Regions from separate parts of the Homo sapiens genome. Here region 2 is linked to region 1. Evidence: chromatin loops called from intact Hi-C (ENCODE). Cell type or tissue: endothelial cell of umbilical vein. All regions are shown on one strand.

Region 1 (8,000 bases):
TAACAAATCCAACCAAGATGGGAACAACTGGAGCTGGAATGTGTGAACAGGGTGCTCTTAAGTATAAGCACCCTACCTCTTTCCTGGCACTGAGACCTAGAGAAGAGTTCCAACCTCAAGCTGGAAGTGATAGGAGGAAATATTACATTCCCAGAATCAGAAATCATAAAACAATTTTAAAAGCAAGGGACCAACAGGAAGGGGGTGCTGACTGATTGCTCAGAGAGGGTGTCCCAGGGCAGCGGGGTCTTGATGAGGTCATTCCAGGCCAGGGTCTCCAGGAGCAGGGCTTTGCCAGCCCTGACATTCCATTTTGTCAGTGTACCTAGAGATAAGTAGGCACAAGGGAAATGAATTATGCTAACCAGACTCTTATGAGTCTAAACCAAAACACCCACAGTTAGGAGAACAGTGCCAATAAGCTTGTTCAAAGCATGCTTTTTCCTGTAGGGAAGTCTAATGGGCAAATCATTATCAAAGTCTGTTTTGTAAGGAAAATTGACTGAGTGACCTCAGAAGAGGATGTTATGAAATGTTGAGAGCTGGATGCGCCCATCTCATGGACTACCGTGTAGCTGCCAAAAAGGCAGCCCTCCCCTCGTGTCACTCTTCCTGCAACTAGGTCACAATACAACACTTTCAGTTCAGCTTTCTTTAGCATTCCTGACCTCAGACATGGATGGCTAGTGGGTTATCTCAGATGGTGAATGTTTGTGATTTTTGTTTTATTGGTTGACGCTTTTTTTTTTTTTTGAGACAGGGTCTTGTTCTGTTGCCCAGGCTGGAGTTCAGTGGCATGATCACGGCTCACTGCAATCTCCCCCTCCCAGGCTCAAGCAATTCTCCCACTTCAGCCTCCTGAATAGCTGGGACTACAGGTACACACCGCCACACCTGGCTAATTTTTGTATTTTTTATAGAGAGAGCTTCTCACCATGTTGTCTAGGCTGGTCTCAAACCCCGGAGCTCAAGCAATCCTCCCACCTCAGCCTCCCAAAATGCTGGGATTACAGGCATGAACCACCATGCCCAGCCTCTTGGTTGACACTTTTTCCTTGTAGTACTCTTAGAGAGTGGCTACTCCTAACTTTCTCCTCAGGGTGTGGGAGCAGCTCATTGCCTACTGAAGCACCTGCAGCAGGGCAGTGGGGGCTGGTCTTCAGGGGAAAAGCCAGAGCCTTTCCTGGCATCCCACCCTGACACCTTATTCCAGCCCACAGATTGAAATCCGTCACAGCAGTTATTTGGTGAGGGGTTGGAGGAATATAAGTCACCACATTCCTGTTGGCCAGTTCTTTTTTTGTTGTTGGCGATGTTGATTTTCTAGACATATAACGTTTGAATCAGTCATCCAAAGCTTGGCAAGTTCTCAGGCTCACCTTTCCCCATTCTATTTTGCGCAGAACACTCTCGAGGTGTGAGCTGTCCTGTTGTGTGGTTTAAACTCGCCAAATGTAGAGAACTGGGAGACTGGAGACCTGGGGAGATTACAGCCCCCACGCAGTGCCTTGCTTTTTTTTTTTTTTTTTTTTTTTTTTTTTTGAGACAGGGTCTTGCTCTGTCGCCCAGGCTGGAATGCAGTGGTGTGATCTCAGCTCACTGCAACCTCTGCCTCTCGGGTTCAAGCAATCCTTCCACCTTAGCCTCCCAGGTAGCCGGGACTACAGGCACACGCCACCATGCCCTAATTTTTGTATTTTGGGTACAGACAGGGTTTCGCCATGTTGCCCAGGCTGGTCTGGAGCTCCTGAGCTCAAGAGATCCGCCCACCTCGGCCTCCCAGAGTGCTGGGATTACAGGCATGAAGCCAGTGCCTAGCTTTTAAGTGCTGTTCATTCTTTACTGATTGATTGTGGGTAGAGGGGGCGCAACCCCATTGCAATGTCTGTCTCTCCCAGGAATGATCTCGGGCTTGCCTTGCCACCCTCAGGACACCTGAGAGGAGCTGGAGAGGCTCATTCCTCAGTGCCCTCTCATTCCCTCCTTGAGAGTGACATAGCCACCACCAGCTGCCTGAAAGTCAAATCCAAAACTCACTTCCATTTTGCCTAATGCCAAATGACAGACTTGAATTTGTTGAGTTTGGGTTTTTTAGGTCCACATAAAACAAGCAAACAAAATGTGCTTAAACTTGAGGTAGATTAGGGGAAAACCCTCCAGGAGAAAACCCCCTCTCACCTAGGAGACTGTGGAGATGAAGGCCACAAACCTCTCATTAGCACCCCTCATAGTGGCTACTGGAACCAGCACCTCTAGTGCAGTCATATATTTCACTTGTCACGGGATCTGAAGCAAAACGGTTCAGCGTATGGTCTAATCTGCATTCTTCTAACCCTTAATTAATGTTTGCACATTGTTCCTATCACCCCTTTGTCCCAAAGTATTGATGTTTTAGCTAGTGTGAAGGTTTTTAGAGGATCCAATATATGATTCGGTCATTCACAAGGGTAAAATAAAGAGTACCACACAGAAACTACACAAAAATAAAATAATCACATATTGGGGAAGGTGGGGGTGACTGATTCACTAGCAGATGAGAAAGGAAAGCCCCAGAGTGTGCACCGAACTTTTTGTGCACACTTCATTGTCCGTTATAATTTCAGCCCTGGCCAGGTAACAGCTTTTAGAGTTAGCTTCCCAGAAGAATGTGTGGCTTTCTAAGTCTAAAAAGAGGCCCTTGCCGTACCATTGTTTCCACAATGCCGTGACTCGGATTCGAACCGAGGTTGCTGCGGCCACAACGCAGAGTACTAACCACTATACGATCACGGCGAGCTACCGGGACGCCACGACGAGCAGCTGACCCAGTGTTGCCCTTCTCGTCTAGATGGCGGCCATTCCAGCTTTCCTAAGCGTCCATTATCTACCAGGTTCCTCCCGCACCCACGTTCACCCGCAAGAGCAGCCGGGAGCGCTGTGGACTCCCTAGCCCGAAGTCTCCTCTTGGCTGTACGCACGGACCGCAAAAGAAGGGACATGAAAGTGCTTTGCAACCAAAGGATTCCTATGAGGCCGGGCCTGCAATGATGTGAAGCCCCTGAGGACGCCCGAATGGTGGCCCAAAGTCTCTCTGACGCTCACCATGCCCTGACTATCATGCTATCTGAACGACTTTGGCTGGGACTGGAGCTCTTAAATTTTACAAGAAGGAAAATCAGTTCTGACCCACCACCATACAACTTCCTTGAGGCGCGAGGTAAGGGGAACCCCAAGAGCAGCCTCCACGGTGGAGAAATCGGCCACCGTGTCTGGTGCGCAGGCAAGTGTGGACCAAAATCGAGAAAGCAGAGATTAATGCTCTTGCGTGCCCTCAGATGGCTGCGAGGGTGGAGATAGGCTAGAACAAACAATGACAAATCAATGACATTGCAAGGGGGCGGGGCTTTCAACAGAGAAGAGTTCAGGCGACAAGCCGAGGTCCTGTGTCCCTAGTAGCTCGCCGTGATCGTATAGTGGTTAGTACTCTGCGTTGTGGCCGCAGCAACCTCGGTTCGAATCCGAGTCACGGCATTGTGAGGACAATGGCACGGCAAGGGGAGTTTGTTTTATTGTACCAATCCGTTTTTAATCCTGAGTTCACAACATTGTGGAAAATGGACCCCGATTCCCTTGTGACATTTGAGAGCGACGTTTACGCTGGCTCTGGCTAAATTGGACTTTGGAAAGATATAGGCTTCCGGGTCCTCTGAGCCTGGGCGCGTTCTTGAAGACAAAGCACAGACCACTCGCCAGTTTAAAAAGTGTTGTAGTAGACATACGTACAAATTTCCACAGAAGCACTGGGAGCGGATTCCTAATGATAGGAAAAGAAGGCTTAGCAAAGGAAGTGAGGATCAAGGTAGCTCTTAAAGGCACAGTGAGAATTTGTCAGGCAGCCAGGATGATTTCGTGTACAGAGGCTTGAAGGGAGTCTTGAAAAGGAAAAATCTTTTTTTTTTTTTTTTTTTTTTTTTTTTTTTTTTTTTTTTTGAGATGGAGCCTCGCTCTGTCACCCAGGCTGGAGTGCAGTGGCGCGATCTTGGCTCACTGCAACCTCCGCCTCCTGGGTTCAAGCGATTCTCCTGCCTCAGCTTCCCGAGTAGCTGGGACTACAGGCACCCGCCACCAGGCCCATCTAGTTTTTTTGTATTTTTAGTAGAGACGAGGTTTCACCGAAAAGGAAAGATCTTAATTCCTCTTTATAAGTCTTCTGTCTTCTTTGTAAGTCCCCACCCCAACAACGCCCAAAGGCTCTGGCCTGACAGGTAGTAGGCGCTTCTCGAGGACGTGTTGAGTTGAATGAGTGAAATTGAGGCATGGGGAACGACACTGAAGGAGGGCCAAGAGATGAGCTGGAAAAGGCAGACGAAGTTCCTGCCGTCTAGGGGTGAGGGTGAGGAGGGTAGAAGTGAAAATATTCAAATCGTGTTTAGCAAGATCCCTCCCGCGGCTCTGCATAGGGAGGATTGATGGGAGAGGGTGACATTGGAGAGACAGGTGTTCTCTCTGGAATTCACTTGTTAAATGCCAATGGCACCTTCTGAGTTTTAGCAAATAGCCACTGCCTGCTGTGTACTCGGCCCGGTTCTAGGCGCCGTGGGGGCGAGAGCACTGATGGACAATAATTAAAATCGGACTTAGTCCCTGCTGCGGCCCCGTGACACAGCCTAGGTGGGCACCTGGCACGGCGGAAGCATTGCGGAAGGAGGAGTCAGGAGGAGTCAGGGCTGTCAGGGGAGTATGAGAGGCTGGAAGGAAGTGGGTGTTGGGAACATGGGGAGATGCGTTTGCTGAATTTTTTTCTACGTGGAACCTGGTTCTAGGGTGTCCACAATCTCCACAGAGGCGGCATTGGGTCACCGCTGGAGGATGCAGCAGGAGGGAGGACCCGTGAGGAGCGCCCCCTGTAGGACCGGAACCCTGGAGGGTTCGCGGCAAGGGTCTCCGGGGCATAGGAAACGGGCATCCCCCAAGGGTAGTCTGAGTTCCGCCCAGCCCCATTCCTGGATGCTCACGCCGTCTCCCCTAAACTCCCACTGCGCTCACCGGGAGCCCATCTCATCATCACCACAGCCCGTGGCTAATGGGCCAAAACAGAAGAAGAAAAGCAACTGGCGGAGTACAACGCGCCTGCGCATTATCAGACTCAGGGACAGGCTGGAACCTCGCCCCGTAAGTAGGCCATTTAATGACGCGCAAACTGGGAAGGCCTATGACTGTTGAAGAGGATAATCAGAAGCCAACCCCTACGGGTCCCCGGTAGCTCGCCGTGATCGTATAGTGGTTAGTACTCTGCGTTGTGGCCGCAGCAACCTCGGTTCGAATCCGAGTCACGGCATTGTGGGAACAATGGCACGGCAAGGGGCTCGGTATTTTTTTCCCCTTTTTTGTAACATTTTATATAAATCGTAATTCACTTTCTTGAAACGAACCAACGTTTCTCTCCTTTGAAAACTGAGGCACTCCGAGGACCGCCACCTACAGTAACTCTCATGTAATGCTCTGATACAGCTTCAACCCAGCCGTTATAATCCCTTTCTTACCAAATATAGTTGTCTGAATAATTCCACACCAGCAAAACAGCTCCCCTATGACCCTGTGATTTTTTTCTCTTTTCATGTACATTTTTTTATTGAGTCATTTATTTTTATTTTTACTTATTTATTTATTTTTGAGACAGTCTCCCCTGTCGCCCAGGCTGGAGTGCAATGGCGCGATCTTGGTTCACTGCAGCCTCCGCCTCCCGGGTTCAAGCGATTATCCTGCCTCAGCCAACTGAGTAGCTGGTACTACAGGCGTGCACCACCATGCTCGGATAATTTTTTTTTGTTTGTTTTTTTAATTTTAAAAAAAATTGTTTTTGAGACGGAGGCTCTGGGTCATTTATTTTTAAATAGGGAATACATGCACAAAAGTCTAGTAAAAAGTACAGCTCTTTTTCATTTTTCACCCTATCCACCAATTATTTTCAGTTTCCACTATATCTTTCCACAACAGTCCTTGTATGAATATATATTTATATATGCATATACGTATGTGAATCTATTCCTCCTTGCTTTTTGCATAAAACGCAAACATGCCCTCGCTTGCCCGCTCTCTTTTTTTTTTTTTTTTTTCCTGAGGTGATGGAATGTGAACAGAACATGAAGTAATAGGTATGTATTGGTAGGCAATCTCCCTTTACTGGGAAGAGGTCACATACCCTGAAGGATGTGAATCTCTACCTATTTCTGGTCCTGTTCCTCTTTTACCCAGGCCCTGACTCCAGGCTGGGGAGATGGGGAAACAGTTTGTGTTGGTAAGATAGGGGAAAGGGACTGTTTACTATACCCATATAAACCTTTGGGTGGGAGCCTGGGCTCTGTTAGGAAGCAGCCCTATTTTGATTTCAGGTGGGAAGGGCAGGGAAGCATCTTGAATTTGGAGTCAGATAGAAGGACTTGACTTGGCAGGCCATTTGGAGACCCTCCACTCCCGTGTCCCCCTTCTCTTATTATCAGGCTCCAACTTTAAGTCACAAACCACTACAGTTAGGAAACTCAAAATTCAAGCTCATTGAAGGCAGGACGAGATCTTAACATATGTTTGTGTTCCAAGCACACAGTCTCTCCATAAATATTTGAACAGAGGTTTCTTATGGAGTCCATAAATGAGTGACATGGCCAGGTTTGCTTTTTTTTTTTTTTTTTTTTTTAGAGACAAGGTCTTGCTCTGTCACCCAGGCTGGTGTGCAGTGGAGCAATTTTGGCTTACTGCAGCCTGGAACTGGCCTCAAGCAATTCTTCTACCTTGACCTCCCAAAGTGCTAGGACTATAGGTTAGAGCTGCTGCATCTCAAATTGTGTCCTTTCAAAACAGAATCATGTTTTTTAATATCAAATAGGAATAGTCTGTATTTTCACTAAAAAGAAAAGTGTGTGCTCCTATTTTTCTAGTAATTTGTAGCCCTTTTAGGTCTTTCTTTCTTTCTTTTTTTCCCTTTTACTATCCTTAATAGGGACATGACCTGGAGAAATAGTGCACTTTCCTTTTTTTTTTTTTTTGAGACGGAGTCTTGCTCTGTCACCCAGGCTGGAGTGCAGAGTGGTGCAATCTTGGCTCACTGCAAGCTCCGCCTCCCAGGTTCACGCCATTCTCCTGCCTCAGCCTCCCGAGTAGCTGGGGCTACAGGCGCCCGCCACCAAGCCCGGCTAATTTTTTTTGTATTTTTAGTAGAGACAGGGTTTCACCGTGTTAGCCAGGATGGTCTCGATCTCCTGACCTCGTGTTCTGCCCGCCTCGGCCTCCCAAAGTGCCGGGATTACAGGTGTGAGCCACCACGCCCGGCCTTTCCTCTTAACTCTATAGTAAGGAGGGAAGAAAAACAGAAAGTTGGTAAAAGCAACTGACTTGGGGCTTCGATGAAATGCTAGGAAGGACCTAGGATGGTCTTTGGAGATATAGCCTCATCTGAAACCAGTCAGGCTACTTATCTTCCACCAGTTGTACCAGATGTTCTGATGGGAATATAAGCCTAATGCACCAGATCTTCTGATATTTCAGAGGAAGTCAGCCAGGCACAGTGGCTCATGCCTGTAATCCCAGCACTTCGGGAGGCCGAGGCAGGTGGATCACCTGAGGTCAGGAGTTCGAGACCAGCCTGGCCAACATGGGGAAACCCCGTCTCTACTAAAAATACAAAACTTAGCCAGGTGTGGTGGCATGCCCCTGTAGTCCCTGTAGGGAGATTGAGGCAGGAGAATTGCTTGAACCCGGGGGGCGGAGGTTGCAGTGAGCTGAGATCAGGCCACTGCACTCCAGCCTAGGTGACAGAGCCAGACTCCATCTCAAAAAAAAAAAAAAAAAACAGGAAGTCAGCAATCTGGAGTTTTGTGTGAGATGTTATAAATTTTTAAATATCGGCAACTAATTCAATTATTTTTTTAAACACTGAGTTGACCAAAACTATATAGGCAAAACAAAACTTGGCCCAAATGGAGCTCTGTCTTAACATCCAAGATCCCAACAAACAAAGTGCATAT
Region 2 (8,000 bases), 81 kb after region 1:
GTCTGATGATGCACAAAATGTGAGCTCCAGAGAAGAGGAACCTAGTCTGGCTCATTCTGTGCTGTATCTCCAGCACTAAAAACAGTGCCAGGTACATTGAGGGCATGCAATAAATGTCTATTGTTGTTGTACAGCATTGCCCCCCCTGCACCACCTCACCAAGATGGCTACTTTGGGACACACATTCCCCTTCTATGCTGGCCCCAAGCCAACCTTCCCGATGGACACCACTTTGGCCAGCATCATCATGATCTTTCTGACTGCACTGGCCACGTTCATCGTCATCCTGCCTGGCATTCGGGGAAAGACGGTGAGAAACCCAGTCCTGGAGACCCCAGCCCAGAGAGACCTCAGCCTCAGGCTGAGGGGTTCAGAGTCTCTGACTACAACCAGGCTAAGGAAGGAGACCCCAGTGCGGAGAAAAGATAGCCACGACCCCAGGCAGAAAGCTCCCCATTCATTGATTCAGCAGTTCACTATTGAGCGCTGGTGGGGCATGGTGGCTCATGCCTGCAATCCCAGAACTTTGGGAGGCTGAAGTGGGAGGATTGCTTGAGCCCAGGAGTTCGAGGCCAGCCTGGGTTTATAGTATAGACCTCATCTCTTAAAAAAAAAAAATAGCTGGGCATCATGGTGTGCATCTGTAGTTGCAGCTACTTGGGAGGCTGAGGTGGGAGGATCACTTGAGTGGCTGCAGTGATATAAGATCGCATCACTGCCCTCCAGCCTGGGCAAGAGAGTGAGATCCTGTCTCTAATAAATAAATAAATGCATACATAAATACATAAGCACTTATTATGTGCCAGACACTCTGATTTCAATTGACCAAGTGATCTCAGCTTTAGAATTCCCGCCCCTCCCCCAAGTCTGGAAACAGGAAGGGTAGATGTGGAAGGAAGGCACTCTTTACTTAACCCACCTACCTTGTGACTCAGAGGCTGTTCTGGCTGCTTCGGGTGGTGACCAGCTTATTCATCGGGGCTGCAATCCTGGGTGAGTGCGAAGTGCAGCTGACTTGGGCTGCTGCCTCCATCCCTTCAACTCCCTCAGCAGCCTGCATCTCCTCTCCTTGTTTCCCCACAGCGGTGGGCCCTTGCTTCAGGGTGGCTTCCAGACCCTGCCCATATGCTTCTCTCACCATGGCCTTATCTCCCCACTCTTACCCTTGCCTGGAGAGGTGTCACCCTGGAAAACAAGCTGGATGCATCTCCTCAACCTTCCTAACACTTTTATTCGGGGGAAAGGAGGTCAAAATGAATGTCTGTGGGGAGAGGGCCCCAGAAAGGAAGGGAGGAAATGGGAAACAGCTGTTTGCTTTAGTTTGGTGATGAGGCAAATAGGAGAGATGAAAGTCTCCGTGAGGCCGGGCACAGTGGCTCATGCCTGGAATCCCAGCACTTTGGGAGGCTGAGGTGGGTAGATCACCTGAGATCAGGAGTTCGAGATCAGCCTGACCAACATGGGGGAAACCCCATCTCTACTAAAAATACAAAAAATTAGCTGGGCATGATGGCAGACACCTGTAATCCCAGCTACTCGGGAGGCCGAGGCAGGAGAATTGCTTGAACCCGGGAGGCGGAGGTTGCAGTGAACCAAGATGGTGCCACTGCACTCCAGCCTGGGAGACAGAGCAAGACTCCGTCTCAAAGAAAGTTTTTGTTGAAGCTATCTGCGTTTGCCTTGCCTGGCATGGTTTTGGTTCATGTTTCCTTCCCAGCTCCCTGAGTGACTCTCCCTAAAGCAGGGAGAAAGGGAGGGAAGAGGTAAACAGAATATGGCCAAGGGAAATCCCACACATGTGGTTGGCAGACTTACCATGAGCCAGACCCTGGCTAGTTAACGGGTATCCAGTTATGACCAAAACAGACATGGACCCCTTGTATTTCTCCTTCTGACTCTAACCTAGTAATGCCCAGTCATCTCTGAGTTCCCATATGTCCAACTCCCCAACCACAGCTGTGAATTTCAGTTCTGAGTGGTCTGTGGGCCAGGTCAGCACCAACACATCATACAAGGCCTTCAGTTCTGAGTGGATCAGCGCTGATATTGGGCTGCAGGTCGGGCTGGGTGGAGTCAACATCACACTCACAGGTGAGGGAGGGCTCTTACCTGTGGTGGGGGGGAAGGCTCTGCCATCTTTGGGATCTATGTTTGGTGTGGTCAAAGAGCTATAGGATGCCTGGCACAGGGGCTGGGAGGATGTGTGAGGTGGGAGGTCAGAGGCATGGTAGGAAGGGAAATTCAGGGCCTTGGAAGCTACCTTCTCTCAGTTGAGACCACTTCCTGTCCCTCTGCCCAGTGTGGGTGAGTCCCTACCTAGGCCCCACTCTGGCCCTTGGGTTCCTGCTGAGCAGAGCTGCCTTGTGCCCTAGGGACCCCCGTGCAGCAGCTGAATGAGACCATCAATTACAACGAGGAGTTCACCTGGCGCCTGGGTGAGAACTATGCTGAGGAGTATGCAAAGGCTCTGGAGAAGGGGCTGCCAGACCCTGTGTTGTACCTAGCTGAGAAGTTCACTCCAAGAAGCCCATGTGGCCTATACCGCCAGTACCGCCTGGCGGGACACTACACCTCAGCCATGCTATGGTGAGGATGGGAAGGAGACGGGGTGGAGGCCCTGGTAGCCTAGATTCAGGAACAGGGTTTCTACCCATCTCTCCTCCACTCATGTGGGTATCTCAGGTGGGGTGGCCTGGCACCAGTCCCCATGGTGCTGGCTTGGGAAGTCCATGGGAAGGAATCCCTACCTCATATCTTTGGGTCACTCTTGGGTCCCTGAACCTCCGCCTGGGCCCATCCAAATTCACCAGCAGGTAGAAGTACCTGGGCCAGTCCTCACTGGGTCCTGGCTCTCCAGGGTGGCATTCCTCTGCTGGCTGCTGGCCAATGTGATGCTCTCCATGCCTGTGCTGGTATATGGTGGCTACATGCTATTGGCCACGGGCATCTTCCAGCTGTTGGCTCTGCTCTTCTTCTCCATGGCCACATCACTCACCTCACCCTGTCCCCTGCACCTGGGCGCTTCTGTGCTGCATACTCACCATGGGCCTGCCTTCTGGATCACATTGACCACAGGTAAGACCCAGCCCTAAAGACAAGCACTAGAAGTCTCAAGGCCAGGGAGGGAGGGCCTGGGGGCATCATGTCGGTAGAGTTGAGGGTCTGTTCCTGGAGGCCAGGATGGCTTTGCCCTCTTTAAAGTCCCACCCTCTTGTATCTCTTATCTCCTGATTTTCTCTCCCCAGTGCCACTTCCCCCCCCTCCTCAGAGATGCCCACTCCCTTGTATCTTCTCTGTCTCTGTCATCCCCTAACTCTCTTCACCCAGCTGCTTCTAAAATCTTCCAACCCCCTGTCCCCTCTTGCTTCCTCCAAATACCCTTCTCTGGGTCCCCATTCTTAAACCCTTCCCTGTCCTGCCTTACACATCCCTAAATTGTCCTGCAGTCTTATTCTCCTCTCCTGTCCCGCTGTCTACTCCCTCATGTGCCTCCTCATGCCTCCTCTGTGCCCTGCCCTTCCCCAGGGTTTTTTTCTTTTCTCTCCCTATTTTCAGAGTTCTCCCTCTCCCCCTTTCTCTCTCTCTCTCTCCCGGGATATAACAGAAGGAGCACTGGGCTTGGAGTCTGGAAACTTAGGACAACAGAGCCACACCAGCCACATGCCCCTCAGCCAGTCACCTCTCTGAGCCCAAGTTGCCCTGAAGCAGGGGCTCTAGGCTTCCCTTAGAGTTGTTCTGACACTCCCAGGGGAAGATATCCTCGGCAGGTGTTACTAGCACTAAGGTGGGACAATTGTTGCCCTCATCTCCAGGACTGCTGTGTGTGCTGCTGGGCCTGGCTATGGCGGTGGCCCACAGGATGCAGCCTCACAGGCTGAAGGCTTTCTTCAACCAGAGTGTGGATGAAGACCCCATGCTGGAGTGGAGTCCTGAGGAAGGTGGACTCCTGAGCCCCCGCTACCGGTCCATGGCTGACAGTCCCAAGTCCCAGGACATTCCCCTGTCAGAGGCTTCCTCCACCAAGGCATACTGTAAGGAGGCACACCCCAAAGATCCTGATTGTGCTTTATAACATTCCTCCCCGTGGAGGCCACCTGGACTTCCAGTCTGGCTCCAAACCTCATTGGCGCCCCATAAAACCAGCAGAACTGCCCTCAGGGTGGCTGTTACCAGACACCCAGCACCAATCTACAGACGGAGTAGAAAAAGGAGGCTCTATATACTGATGTTAAAAAACAAAACAAAACAAAAAGCCCTAAGGGACTGAAGAGATGCTGGGCCTGTCCATAAAGCCTGTTGCCATGATAAGGCCAAGCAGGGGCTAGCTTATCTGCACAGCAACCCAGCCTTTCCGTGCTGCCTTGCCTCTTCAAGATGCTATTCACTGAAACCTAACTTCACCCCCATAACACCAGCAGGGTGGGGGTTACATATGATTCTCCTATGGTTTCCTCTCATCCCTCGGCACCTCTTGTTTTCCTTTTTCCTGGGTTCCTTTTGTTCTTCCTTTACTTCTCCAGCTTGTGTGGCCTTTTGGTACAATGAAAGACAGCACTGGAAAGGAGGGGAAACCAAACTTCTCATCCTAGGTCTAACATTAACCAACTATGCCACATTCTCTTTGAGCTTCAGTTCCCAAATTTGCTACATAAGATTGCAAGACTTGCCAAGAATCTTGGGATTTATCTTTCTATGCCTTGCTGACACCTACCTTGGCCCTCAAACACCACCTCACAAGAAGCCAGGTGGGAAGTTAGGGAATCAACTCCAAAACGCTATTCCTTCCCACCCCACTCAGCTGGGCTAGCTGAGTGGCATCCAGGACGGGGGAGTGGGTGACCTGCCTCATCACTGCCACCTAACGTCCCCCTGGGGTGGTTCAGAAAGATGCTAGCTCTGGTAGGGTCCCTCCGGCCTCACTAGAGGGCGCCCCTATTACTCTGGAGTCGACGCAGAGAATCAGGTTTCACAGCACTGCGGAGAGTGTACTAGGCTGTCTCCAGCCCAGCGAAGCTCATGAGGACGTGCGACCCCGGCGCGGAGAAGCCATGAAAATTAATGGGAAAAACAGTTTTTAAAAAACAAAAGAAAAAAAGGTTTATTTACAGATCGCCCCAGGAGACTTTCCCTGGTGCCTGCGGATGTCCGAGGCCTCGCGCCAGCAGCGCTCAGTGCCCTTCCTGGAGCTCTCCTGGCCCAGGCCTGGCGGGCACTGCTTCCCGGCCTGCGATGTCCCAAGGCGGGGAAGGAGTCCAGATTGGGTCCCCCTCACAGGTTAGTGGTGATACATTTTAAGTCTGGGAGAGCGGCCTGCTTGTGCAGTGGGTCGCCGAGGATAAGAGGTGAGCCCCCTCTCTCCTGGCTGCAGTCCTTGGCGCTTTGGTCCAGAAGGGTGCGAAGAGCGCTGGGCCGAACATACTGGAGACTCACCACGGCCCCTCCGAGGAAGAGGCACAGGACGCCTGTGGCGGTGGGGATCGAAAGAAAGGAGGGCATGTGGAGTCAGGGCTATGTTGCCCAGGCTGGTCTCGAACTCTGGCCTCAAACGACCTTCCTGCCTCGACCTCCCAAAGTGCTGGGATTACAGGCGTGATGCCCGGGCCTTCTTCCATCTTTTGGAGCCTACCCCTTGTGTTACCTCCCGCCACACACCTCTAATCTGAATTACATGAAACACGGCAAGACACCAAACCCTTCTGAGCCCCCCACTTTTCATCTGTAAAATGGTCATAACAGTGCCTGTTTCTGCGAACTATTGAGAGGGGCAAATAGGGTAATAGATGTGAATTCATTCTGTAAACTGGAAAGTGCACACCCGGTGTGAATCCTGTCTCCACCCTTAGCCCCCGGGGCCCATTCTCTCGGTCCTCACCGGTTGCCAGCGTGACCCAGAAGGCGGCGCCGTACTGAGTGGTGAGCGCGGAGGAGCCTAGGCGGAGCGGGCAGAGCGGCACGCTAGAGATGGAGGCCAAGGCGAAGACCCCGAAGAGCGCGAAGGCTCCGGTGGTCAGCAGTGCCAGGCCTCCGTAGAGCGGGGCCGGCGTGGAGAGCAGCACGTTGGAGAGGAGCCAGAAGCAGAACGCCACCCTGCCGGGGAGTGGGGGGACCCGCTGTGAGCGGGCTTCTCCCAGCCCACCGGGGTTCCCACAGCTGCGCTCTTCTTTATCCCTACCCCAGCGTCAAAGCCAGGGACTGGGATGGCAGCGGTGCAGGGGAATTCCCCGGGGGAGAAGCGGGCTCCTGAGGTCCAGGCGGTGGCTGGAGTCTCTCCGGATTCCGTCTGTGCAGATCTCGTGGATCTTCTAACCCGCGAGGCTGTCATGCCCACCCCGAGCGCGTCGGGTCTGGCTGCAGCTGCTCAGCGCCTCCGAGGCCTGCATCCTCCCGCTCATACGGCCCAGCTCCTGGCACACACACACGTGCACACAGCCTTCCCTCCAGCACTTACCATAGCGTGGCCGAGGCGTAGTGTCCCGCCAGGTGGTACTGGTGGTACAGGCCGCAAGGGCTACTCGGTGTGAACTTCTCCGCCAGGTAGAGCACTGGGTCCGGCAGCCCCTTCTCCAGTGCGTTCGCGTACTCCGCGGCGTAATTCTCTTTCAGACGCCAGGTGAACTGCTCGTTGTAGTCAATGGTCTCGTTCAGCTGATGCACTGGGGTCCCTGTGGGGTGAGGCGGGCTCATGGGGCTGCCCGCGGTCGGAGACCTCGCAACTAAGCGGATTCAGACAGGAAAGTGGGGGTGTGGCGCTCTCGGCGGGAGAAATGGGTTCGGTGGTGGTTGGAGAAAACGCAAATCCACGAGGACCACAAGCTATTTGAGCTTGTGGGATGTGAGAGGCCCTCCAGCTATCCCTGACACACTCACCTAACCGGGGATCTCCCAGCTCCAGGAGTTCATTTAGCCCCAGCCCCCTCACCTGTGAGTGTAATATTAATGCCCTCCAGGCCCACGAGCAGACGGACACGGGCTGTAACGCGCGCTGCGCTGAAGGCTTTGTAGGATGTGTTGGTGTTCACTGTACCCACGAACCATTCTGCACTGAAGTGCACAGCTGTAGGGAAAGGCACACGGTGGGGGTGGGATGAGGGTGGGAAAATGGAATTAGAGAGTGGTATGGGAGGTGGGACACTGCAGAGAGATGGGGACTTAGAGGTCCAATGTGGTTGCATGGTAAGGGCCAAAAAGTGGGCCCTAGAAGGAGCTGGAGAGTGGGAAGAGGGAGCAGAAAACCAACCCCAGTTCCCTATTGTCCCAGGTGCCCTCTGCCCACCTCCTTCCTCACCCCGTCCTCTCCCCATGGGCTGCACCACACACTCACCCACAATTTCTGCGCCTATGAACAGACTGAGAAGAACTCTCACCAACCAAAACCAGCGCTGCAGGAATAGGCACCCGGGTCAGGCCTGAGCCCTGCCAAACCAGAGTCCCCAAGACCACCCTTGACCCCACTTCACCTGGATCTTTAGTTATATCCAGACTTTTGAGACTAATGTTAGGCACGCTTTTCCTGCAAGTCCCTCTGGGCTACTGGCATTTCTGATATTTTGTGACCACGCACTTTCACCTCCCTAGCCCCATTTCCCATCTACCCTAACAGCACCTCCCCTCCACCCCCACTTCCTGGCACTCTTCCACCACCTTCACTCCCCTAGCTGTCTGGCGCCTGGTCCTGGTTCTGCCTCCTGGTCCAGTCACTGCTTGGTGAGGCTCAGTGAGTCCAGAAGTGCTAGGCACGCAGGGGTCACCTCCCTCAGAAGAGGGAGGCCCCAGCCTGATCTCCGAGGGGAGGAGGTGGGAATGCAGATACTCCTAGGTGCACCAGTTCCAGGGAAAGCAACACAGATTAAGATGCAGAAAAGCTGGGTCCTCCCAGAACTGAAAAATGCACAACCTAGGTTCTGGGAGAGGGGGAAAGTCTAAGACAATGCACCCAGTTGGCTCCAACTTCTAATCCAATGTGGGAGTCTCAGTCCTGAGGATGAGGCACCCATACACAT

What was found. Peaks named below come from ENCODE experiments on the same cell type or tissue, not always from the same donor. Only the 100,000 strongest peaks of a DNase experiment are listed, where the experiment ranks them.
Region 2: it touches region 1 in a loop (5-fold over the local background); 13 of 110 quality-filtered maps call a loop at or near these places.

Annotation. Positions count from the first base shown.
Region 1 is chr15:45,195,923-45,203,922 of GRCh38, reverse strand. TRH-GTG1-7 (tRNA-His (anticodon GTG) 1-7) reads left to right here and starts at 5,246; the gene lies at 5,246-5,317. It overlaps TRH-GTG1-8 (tRNA-His (anticodon GTG) 1-8), which reads left to right and starts at 3,439; the gene lies at 3,439-3,510. It overlaps TRH-GTG1-9 (tRNA-His (anticodon GTG) 1-9), which reads right to left and starts at 2,772; the gene lies at 2,701-2,772. It also overlaps a transcript of SHF not described here. RefSeq lists silencers at 2,568-2,617, 2,638-2,697, 3,338-3,617, 5,268-5,387 and enhancers at 2,571-3,080, 2,948-3,237, 4,118-4,277, 4,838-5,187. In endothelial cell of umbilical vein, a CTCF peak has its summit at 4,913 (motif pointing left); DNase peaks (open chromatin) are centred at 2,822, 3,402, 4,312 and 5,192; H3K4me3 peaks cover 2,772 bases; H3K27ac peaks cover 2,101 bases; H3K27me3 peaks cover 681 bases.
Region 2 is chr15:45,115,178-45,123,177 of GRCh38, reverse strand. DUOXA2 (dual oxidase maturation factor 2) reads right to left here. Exons shown (of 6, transcript NM_207581.4): 2 at 7,322-7,379; 3 at 6,920-7,054; 4 at 6,449-6,662; 5 at 5,873-6,087; 6 at 4,757-5,462. The coding sequence ends at 5,269. DUOXA1 (dual oxidase maturation factor 1) reads left to right here. Exons shown (of 9, transcript NM_001276266.2): 4 at 135-310; 5 at 936-993; 6 at 1,957-2,091; 7 at 2,373-2,586; 8 at 2,858-3,075; 9 at 3,813-5,812. The coding sequence starts at 164. The coding sequence ends at 4,072. Among named protein-coding and RNA genes, the nearest start is that of DUOXA2, 4.9 kb to the right of the region's middle. RefSeq lists an enhancer at 5,010-5,209. In endothelial cell of umbilical vein, a CTCF peak has its summit at 4,898 (motif pointing right); DNase peaks (open chromatin) are centred at 907 and 4,927; H3K27me3 peaks cover 2,770 bases.